Regions from separate parts of the Homo sapiens genome. Here region 1 is linked to region 2. Evidence: chromatin loops called from intact Hi-C (ENCODE). Cell type or tissue: PC-9. All regions are shown on one strand.

Evidence for each region. Peaks named below come from ENCODE experiments on the same cell type or tissue, not always from the same donor. Only the 100,000 strongest peaks of a DNase experiment are listed, where the experiment ranks them.
Region 1: a loop joins it to region 2, with 5 times the contacts of the local background. A loop is called at or near these places in 1 of 110 quality-filtered maps.

What each region holds. Positions count from the first base shown.
Region 1 is chr1:221,390,140-221,395,139 of GRCh38, reverse strand. All of the region lies in intron 3 of LOC105372932 (a long non-coding RNA gene), which reads right to left. Among named protein-coding and RNA genes, the nearest start is that of LINC02817, 56 kb to the right of the region's middle. In PC-9, no CTCF peak of the experiment used is centred here; a DNase peak (open chromatin) is centred at 2,549.
Region 2 is chr1:221,333,344-221,338,343 of GRCh38, reverse strand. LINC02817 (long intergenic non-protein coding RNA 2817) reads left to right here and starts at 2,048. Exons shown (of 2, transcript NR_024236.1): 1 at 2,048-2,481; 2 at 4,359-5,000. All of the region lies in intron 2 of LOC105372932 (a long non-coding RNA gene), which reads right to left. RefSeq lists an enhancer at 1,719-2,918. In PC-9, no CTCF peak of the experiment used is centred here; a DNase peak (open chromatin) is centred at 2,743; H3K4me3 peaks cover 357 bases; H3K27ac peaks cover 2,219 bases.

The DNA of each region.
Region 1 (5,000 bases), 57 kb before region 2:
AAAACCACAAGAGGGGAGCAAATAGATTCTACCACTTGAGGGAGCGGGGGTTCTTCATAAAATGGAAGTAACATGGAAAAAGGCTTCAGGTAGACACTTCTGATTATAAAGGAGGAATGTCCCAGAATGGGAATCAGGAAGAAGCTTTCTTTCCAAGTTGCATCCAGTCTTCCACACTTAAATTCTTAAACTTTCATTCCTCAGTAGATACAAGACACATTCAATTCTCTTTTTGAGTCCTGAACCACCAGCAAACATCACCTTACCTGAAAGCATTGTGGCAATTGTTCTTATTCTCTCCAGTATCGTGTTGTCTCTGGTGCTGGGGACATCAGGCATTCCACTGTGGGTTCTGAAAATCTGGGGTGAGCTTTATTCATTTTGGCCTCAGCTCAGATTTTTTGGAAAAGTGTTCCTCAAGATCATGGACAGAACCAAGGGTTCCACTGTGGAAAACCTACACTGGGGATTTTCATTGTTCTCTTTAAATGTCTAAGCTGTTTCTTCAGATCTGTGACAGCTGCCAGCCAGGATGAGGGATGGAGCTCATGAGGTGGGATGTTTTTCCCTGTTTCATTGTGCTTTATTGTACATAACAAAGGATCTAGCCAGCTGCTGTGTGGAAGAGAGTAAGATGCTCAGAAAGCCCTCTTTCTTGGTCTGTTATGCGATTCTGAGAAAGGAAGCTCAGGCAAGATCAATACATCCTCCGTGTGGACGTCAAATGGCTTGTGACATTGGTTCTTCAGGGCTGTTTTTTTAAGGATATTCCAGTCTTATGAGTTTGACATGAATTTGGCTTGATGCCCTGACAGAATGCAATGTAGGCATAATTTGATCTTCCTGTAATTGTCTATTTAACTTGGCAATCCAGACTAATTTTTTCCTGTGAAGTGAGCCCAAGACGTCACTAGGACAGTGGTTGGGTTAATTAATGAGGCATAATAATGTGCATAATAAAAGTTTATGATGCGGGTTCTCTTCCCACTATTTTCCTCTCCTTCACATAGAGAATTTCTGGTCCCACTGGAATCTGTGAGTCACGGTTTGTTAAAGGAGTTTTTTCTTGTAAACAACAGTAAGGAGAAAATAATAACTTGAGAACCATCTGTTTGATTGAGTCCTTGACTTTTTTTTTTGTTACCATTTCCCCCCATTGCATGTTAAAGGAAGTAAATAGGAAAAAAAAATTCTAATTATATTACTGTTTACTGATTATTGGATAACTTTTGTTGTATTTATTTTAAATACCATTCTGATCCACACCCAAAGCCTTAATCATCTTTCTGCTTACTGCTCCTTCCTACTCTCTCTTCTTTTTCTTTTTAATATGGAACTAATTACTTTAAACACTATTCTCAAGCTTGTTCAAATCCTTACCGCTCAGTGGCACCAGGGATAGATGTGGGGATAATAGCTTTCTTTGGTATCAACAGTGACTTGGGGAAAAGAAGTGTTCTTACAAGCGCCAATGGCAACATCAGAGGACACAAGGCATAAAAGATGGCTTTAAGTCTTAGCAGTTTCACCTGGTATGGCTGAGTTTGCAGAAATCATTAAACATTCTTTTCTTATCTGAAACCGTAGATTCAACAACTTCAATTCTATAAGTAGTTAAGCACGAATAATGTATGCAGCAAGGACTGAGCTAGACCTGGACTTGATAATATGCATATTAACTTTGCCTATCATAAGGAATCAAGTGATAAGATCCAGTGAGAGAAAGTAGATGAAAGTTCTCTGTAGACTACAAAGCACTGCCTAAGTCTGAGATATTATTGACACTTTTATCACAGTAAAGCATCTGATAGTTGAATTCACCCACTTACGATTTCAGGGCCAGTTGGTTACCTTATCATCTGGAGTTCAGCAAGGAAATAATAGTGTACCAAGCAAAGCTTGATGTTTGCATTTCTATGCCTAATCCTTTCCCTGAGTGGAGAAATGGTGCCTCTATGTTAGGATCCCCCACGGATGCCATTTTGCTGCTGTCAATGAGCACATGATCTACTTCAGTTGAAAATTCCTTGACTTCACCACTCCAAAATTTTTCTAAAAACTAGTGCCATTCTTGAGCAAAGTCAAATTTTGTTGAAAACAACTTTTGTTAAAAAGAAAGCATAGGCCAGGTGCAGTGGCTCATGCCTGTAATCCCAACATTTTGGAAGGCCGAGGCGGATGGATCACGAGGTCAGGAGATTGAGACCATCCTGGCTAACACAGTGAAACTCCTTCTCTACTAAAAATACAAAAAATTAGCTGGGTGTGGTGGCACGTGCCTGTAGTCCCAGCTACTCAAGAGGCTGAGGCAGGAGAATCTCTTGAACCCAGGAGGTGGAGGTTGCAGTGAGACGAGATTGCACAACTCCACTCCAGCCTGGGCAATGGAGTGAGACTTCATTTCACAAAAAAAAAAAAAACAAAACCCTAAACACTGTGATCAACCTGGCACACTGTCACATTCCTGCTCTTGGCTCTCATTGCTACCAATGTTTGGAAGTTGAAATCTTATTAGAACAAAAGTTTTGGATCAAAATTGTGCATTCCATGTGAGTCATAGGTGATGAAGTCATAATCCAACTTCTAGCTTGCCCAACTTCTTGAAACTAGGCATATCAGGAAACAACAGTATTCATAAAAGGAAAGATTTAACCTGCCCTGCTCCTCACCCTCATCAATTAAGTCACTTTTATACATATGAATAGTAACACTATTAGCTGTTATCCTCTCATAGATCCATTTCCAATTTGGGAGGAGTTATGACAAATGTTTATATTGCTGCTTCCAAATAACCTTAGAAATACTCTCTGCACATAGTATTTGTAAATTATGGTTAATTGAAAAGAATTTATTTTGAGAATTAGTCAAGGAGTTAGAACTATCAAAGAAGAAAAAGTGGATGTCACTAAAAAATATCACCTGGAGAATGAAAAATTAGGGCTTAGTATCACTGTTCTAACTCAAAGTGCAGAGATGCTAATACACCAATAAAGACAGTGCCCATCTTCTAAAAGTTTACCATTTTAGACAACAGCAATCTGCATAAATATATGAAGGAAGTTGCTGGGGCTCCAAAAATAATACCCCAAAATGAAAGCCTCAGAAGCAAAAGTTTTTCTCTGACCTTCTCCTGCCCCCCTAACTCTCAGTCCCATTCTCTCCCAAGGTGAGAATCTGTAGAAACTAGAGAATTCTTTAGAAACTAGAAGCCCTCTTCTCTAAGGCAGGTCATAGAAACCAGAACCTCTTTTCCACAAAGCCAGCCATAAAACCTAAAAATATTGCTCTAACTTTCCCTCTATCTTTCTGCGTAAAAATTGACCATAAAGAAATTACCTGGGCTAACATTTTTGACTGTAGGTCATAAGATCCTCATTCCAGAGAGGCTTCTGCCCTATATCCAGAAGGAAGGAATGCATGCTCAGAGAGGCCAAGCAGAATCTAGACAGGCCTTGCTGGGTTTCCTCAGTCCATCTATTAGCATTACATCATACCCTTTTTTTCCATTCATATTTCTACATAGCTGTCTGCGGAATTTTGTTGAACCTAAGCATAAAAATGGACAATTTCCTCTGTATCTTTGGGTCTTCATCTAAAGGCTCCCATATATACACCTTAATCTGTATGCCTTTACTCTGATTCCTCTGCCTTTTGCAAGTTGACTTTTCAGCGAACCTTCAGAGGACGAAGGCGAACGTTCTTCCTTGGCCCCTACAAATCCAAAACTAATACAACAAGCATAGCTTAAACATTTAGGACAAATTTTGGCAGTGATGTGAGACAGGAAGAAAAAGATAGAAAGAGAGAGAGTTGGAATTGTGAACTGTTTAAGGAAATTACAGTTTGAGGCCCAGAAGGAGTCAAAGGTATATCAACTTCTAATCATTCAAAAAGGCATTTGAGGCATGATTTAATCAGTCTAGCTTTTTTTTCCCCATTGATGTCACAAAATTGGGCAAAACCATCCTGTTGGAGAAAACTTCAGTGTATAATTCAGTAGTCCAAATAAGTACTGAACACAAATTATTCAAAATAGAAGACAGTGAAAGCTAAATGCCATGTAAGTGGCTGCGCTGGATTAATCAAGGAAGGTTTTTAATGGAAGTAGTATTTGATGTGGGCCTGGGAGTCACTTTTCTAGGGCCATTTCCTTTATCTACTCTTTAAAATTTTTCTCTTCCTTGACTTGCTTCTATAACAAAAGTCCTAGCTATGCTTCCAGGAAAGAACTCAGTCCTTGAGATAGAACTGTCCTCTTTGTGACCTTGCTGGGGGTCCTATACAGATGGTTTCTCATGCACACAGCCTGTCCTCACAACACTCTCAGACCCCTCCCTGTCTTCTGCACTGGAGCCACATTCCCTTCTTTTATCTCCTTGGCCCTTTGAAGCCCTGGCCTCTCACATCAGCTCTGGATTCAGCTACATGTCCACTACTGTGGTGAACAACTACCCTTCCTTGTATCTACCCTCATCATACTCTCACCGTTGCACTCCCCTCTGCTAAGAGACCCCCTACCACTAGTATCTTCCTAATGGATCCACATCAGATAGTGTAGACTCAATCAAATCCTTATAGTCAGGGAAGAGTATTGATCCTTATCAGATGCACATGTGATCATTCTGTTATTAAATAATTTTTTCTGGAGCACTCACCATGCACTGGGCTCTGTTTTACTTATTAATAAGAGAAACAAAGCCCCCGCCTTTATGGAGATCATATATGAATAAGGGAAACATAATAAACAAGTAAACTCAAAATAAATCATTTTAAAAATTTATAATTAATTTTTAAAACTGCTAATATATCACATCTAATAACAACTTAATCTAATGAATGTTTTCTATGTGCATTTCTTCAGCACTTTGTGTGAATTATCTCATTTAATCTTTAGAATCCCATAAAATAGGGGCAATTATTATCCCCACTTTATAGGTGAGGAAACTAAAGCTCAGGGATGTAAAGAAACTTTCCCATGGTCCACAACTGCTAAATGTGGA
Region 2 (5,000 bases):
ATGTTCATGTCACTGAAATTGAGATCAAAAAAGACTCTGAATTTGGTTATTGGTATTATTATATATCTTAGTTTCTCAGCCTCAGACAAAAAAAGAAAAGACATTATCATATGGGCTGGAACACCTTCTAAATCTAATACTTTTATGTAACCATAAAATATCAGTATTATTAACAATGAGAAACATTATTATGAATGCTTAAAATTCTCCAAATATCATGCTTTCATTTTTACATACATTATCTCTTTGAATCTTCATACTAAATCAATAAAGTAAACATAATTAGCAGCATCTTACAGATGAGAAAAATTAGGCTGTTAAGAGACTTTGTTGTGGCCACAAGGCTAGCAAATAACAAGAGGTAAAATTTAATGCACAAATTTTGAACCTCAAAGCCTATGTTCTTAAATACTACATGGTTCCACCAATAAATGTGTTTGCTAATGACTTACAGTCAATTGTACATAACATACAAACAACAAAAAATAGAAGTGAGAGGAGGGCTGAGTTGTAGTTGTGTCAAGGGCCCCACGATCCATTTAGTTCCATGAGTCCATGATGGCAGCCAGCTGTGAGCTGGACATGAAGGAGTTTCACTTCCAGTATCTGAGTATAAAACCCTGGGAAGGACACAAGCCAGAGGAGCAAAAGGCACCAATAGTTTGGAAACATGCACCTTATTTAGAGTCAGCCTTTTCTTCTGGTGGGACTTCCCCTGGCTTGGAGTTACTTCCACTGAGCACTCAAGATGGGATCACACTCTGATGATGCTTGTCCCAGATTCCAGAATTGCCACGATCTGCTCCCATGTATTGATCCCAGCAAGCTTAATACTCAAGGCATAAAAGCTTTGACTTCACTAACTAAGCCAGCATTTCTCCTAAGAGGCTGGATGGATGCTTTGATATTGAATGAAAATATCTGCATTTCATAATTGTACAAAGGCAAAAGAGTGATGGATAAAGATGGAATCTAAACACAAATATTTAAATATCTCAAGCTTGTATTTGTAACAATGATGCTATCAGCATACGGTTTGTGTGTTTATGCTTTGGAGGGAAGCAGGCAGGAAAACAGTGCCTTTTCTTCGGAGGGCAGGATAGTATCATCATTGTACTGCATCCTGAGGCTACTAGCATTCATTGGAGAAATATTGAGGCACAGGCACAGAGAGAGGCTGAAGAATAAAATGGTTACAACCAGTTTGTGCTAACCCCCAGCCCCCTAGCTTGTTGATGGAAAAATCAGCCAAATGACTCTCTGTTGACCTAGTCTTTGAGAGGAAGGTATTAGGTGGCAGTTATTCCTAAAAAGAGGTCACTATTAAAGACGACAAAAAGCAGCTGGTAGAGTCATTAACCACGGTGGTTTCAAAGCTTTGGTATTAATATAAAACGTAGTGCTTGTTTTAAACGTAACCCAGAATTCTAGAAAAGACTAAGAGACTAAACAGTCTCTGCAGATGTAAGAAAGTCTTATTTGAGAAGATACGTAATCACATATAAGGATAGTTTTTACTTTTTAAAACTGTCAGCTGAGAAGCTCACAAAAAACCTCAGAGCAGCTGATGGCAGGTAAGTCTGATTATTTCCCTGCAACAGAGAGAGAAACTGAGGCCTGGAACTCTACAAAAACTGTCTCCGAAACTCTTGGTGACAGAAGATGTTTCTGCAAATGGGTACTGCATGACACATAGGGCCCGGGGCACCTTAAAGAGAGAATCTTGATTTTTTTGAAAATGAAGGTAAATTAAAAATAAAACATATTCTTTTTGTAGAACATGAAGTAACTTTTGAATTCAGTTTATATGTTAAATGGCCCCAGTTTATATGTTGAACAGCCCCCAGGGGCAGTGCCATTGAAGGGGCTGGCTCAGGGTGGCCGGTCATTCTGACATTGTTCCCAGTTCTCCAGTATTGACCGTATCAGGAGAAAGGTTTTCACTTTCTCTTGGATCCTGACATCAGGGGGGAAAAATGCAGTGTCATAGAAAAAAAAAAAAAGTAAAGATCAGCAGACAAGAGGAAAAGTAACTGGTGAGTTTTGGATTTAGAAAAGTTTTGGATTCATCTGTTTATGAGGAGGAAAAGAGGCCAAGAAAAGGCAGCAATTTGTCCATGTGCTTAATTAGTGAGTGGCAGTGGCAGTAACCTGGTCTGCTGAGCTCCCTGGACTCCCTGATCCCAGCTCAAAATAGTTTCCAGTTTTCATCTGCCAGTTGCTTCGGAGGCTTTTCTAAGGAAGACAGTTCATAAAATGACCCAGAATTCATCCTCCTTAGGTGATAGGATCATTACTCCTTATACACCCCCTAGGTCTCAGCCTATGAACAAACACTTGTTTGTTTCTCTGTCTACCCTGTTCCAAACCACCGAACTGGATTTTGCCAACAAGAAGAGCTGTTTCCTGTGCCTGCCCCTGAGAGCTGATGGCTTCCCAGAGATGCCTCACAGTCCTGCGCAGACAGAGAGAATGCAGAAGGCAAGTCTCCTGGGGCCACTTGTGGACTCACGGTTTATAACTTCTTGGTTTTTTTATTGTTGTTGTTTTTTAAAGTCCTAACCCTTAGGCCACTGGCTAACTGATTTATCTTCCCTGGGCAGTGCTTGCCAGAGAGCGGTCACTATGGCCAGAAAGGGGAGGGGCTGTGTCTAAACTGGAATGTTGGAGGTTTTTAACATTTTATCTCTGTCACTCCCTACTGTAATCTCCATCTAACCGCAAAAATGTGGTAGCTTTGATCCACTGATGCTATCTTTCTCTATGTCCCCATACCCTTTCAGGAAGGAGCCTTCAATTCTCCAGACTGAGCTGCAGTACAACCTCAATACTCACCATAGTGAATTTCTCAGTCTTTTTCTCTTTGCTCCATGAAAGCACCCTGAATCTGAGATCTGGTTCAAAGGCTTTCTCCATTCAATCACTACTGGCTGATTAGGCAATGGCAATTTGAGCAATCTCTCTCTCTCTCTCTCACACACACACACACAGACACACACACACACACACACCAGTTTTCCACCACCAAAGGTCTCTTTTGTACAGAACAGTGACTCATTGTTGTGACAGTTTCTGCATCACTAAATGGAAACAATTGTAAGACATCCTCATCTTCCCAGGGCATGAGCTGCTTCAAAAACAGAGAAGCACAAAAGAAAATATTTGTATCTGGCAGTTTTTGCCATTCAGTCACCTGCTTTCCTACTTGGGTTCAGGAGCTGGCTTGATTCCTGCTGTCACCATGCTGGTTATGTGACTCCACTGTCTCCAAGAGACTCCCTTGATGGGGAACATGATTTTGCAACAACCATCCCTTGCGCTTTCTCCTCTTTTCTGGATGGAAATGAAGCATTGCTACCCTATGGCTTAAAGCAGGAGTCCCCGTCCCCAAATGCCACAGACCTGTACCAGTCAGTAGCCTGTTAGGAATCGGGCCATACAGAGGAGGTGAGTGGAAGGCGAGGAAACATTACCGCCTGAGGTTCGCCTCCTGTCAGATCAGCCACGGCATTAGATTTTCGTAAGAACGCGAACCCTATTGTGAACTGCGCATGCCAGGGATCTAGGTCACGTGCTTCTTACGAGACTCTAATGCCTGAGGACCTGAGGTGGAACAGTTTCATCCCGAAACCATCCCCCACCCAACCTCATCCATGGAAAAAATTGTCTTCAATAAAATCGATCCCTGGTACCAAAAAGGTTGGGGACCACTGGCTGAAAGAATTTAGACTAGGGGCTGCCAGTCCATGTTAACATGTGTTTAGTTTCCCCTCGGATGACTGCCCAATAAACTACCTGAGTGCCCTAGAAATCATAGTTACAGAGGCTCAAGGGTGATGACAATGTTCCAAGTCTCCATCTGTCCCCTTTAGTTCATTCAAGAAGTCTTTTCCCTAATGAGAAGAAAATGCTTTTTAAAAAAAGAAATAATTGCTACAAACCTGTAGCACACCAGCCTTAGGACATATTAGAGAAAACCTCCCCCATTGCTGGAGAGCTGGTTCTCAAATCTTAGCTGTTTATCCAAATACTTGACATCGACTTCCTCTTGGAATGTACTCTATCTCAAAGAGGAAGAAGAAATACACCAGTTTGTTGCTTATAAGTTGGCAGGAAAAGGCCTGCACATGATAAGCTTGGACTTCTATTTTAAGGCTTTATTTTTCCAAATAAATCCATATATACAAGGGTTTTGGAACCGAAATAGTCACTGAAAAGTTACACTTCATTGCCTGTTTGGCTGAAGCCAAGGCTAAAGTTCTCTGGAATGGGTTTTGGTAAGGCGGATTTCAGGTCGCAGTAAAAAAAACAAACCACAACAAAAACCTTTTCTCCCTATGTCTTGTCTTCCTCTAAAGCTGGCAAAGGATCCTCCACACGCAAGATCAGAGGACGTCCCAGATCATCTTTTCTTTGTGGATACTGCAGGTCTACGTGAAATAGTGTGTTTTTGCGGGGTGCTGTCCCTTAGGACAAGTGAAGGGCTGATGAGAAAGGAAACTGCGTGAGGTATCACAAAGCCATCCATGGGGCAGCCTATGAAAGTATGTTCACACGGAGGGAAAATATCAGTGTTCATATATCCCTTTTAGTGCTGCCTTCCCTTTTCCACTCCCACACCACCCCCAAAACATTTTAAAAAGTTAGTTTTGGAAGACTGACTTTGTCTTATTCTAAAATGTGTGCACAGTAACAGAAGTGAGAAAGTCATTCCAGTCTTCATCTAGTCACCTGAGTCACAACTTTAATGCAGCTTCTTTTTGTTCCTCAATCTTTGATTACATAATCATTTGCAAAAATACACTCCTGAAATGAAATCACAGTTAGCCTTGCATTTTGGAGTAGTATTAGAATTAAGACTTGCCATCAAAGAGGTTGCCATCTAGAATGTTTATTCTCTTTACTGTGCCCCAGGGGTTTTACATGCATTTGCAACTTTATTTTTATTTTATCCTACAGGAAAAAAGGCTCAGAGTGAATGGCTATTAGCCTAAGGTTAC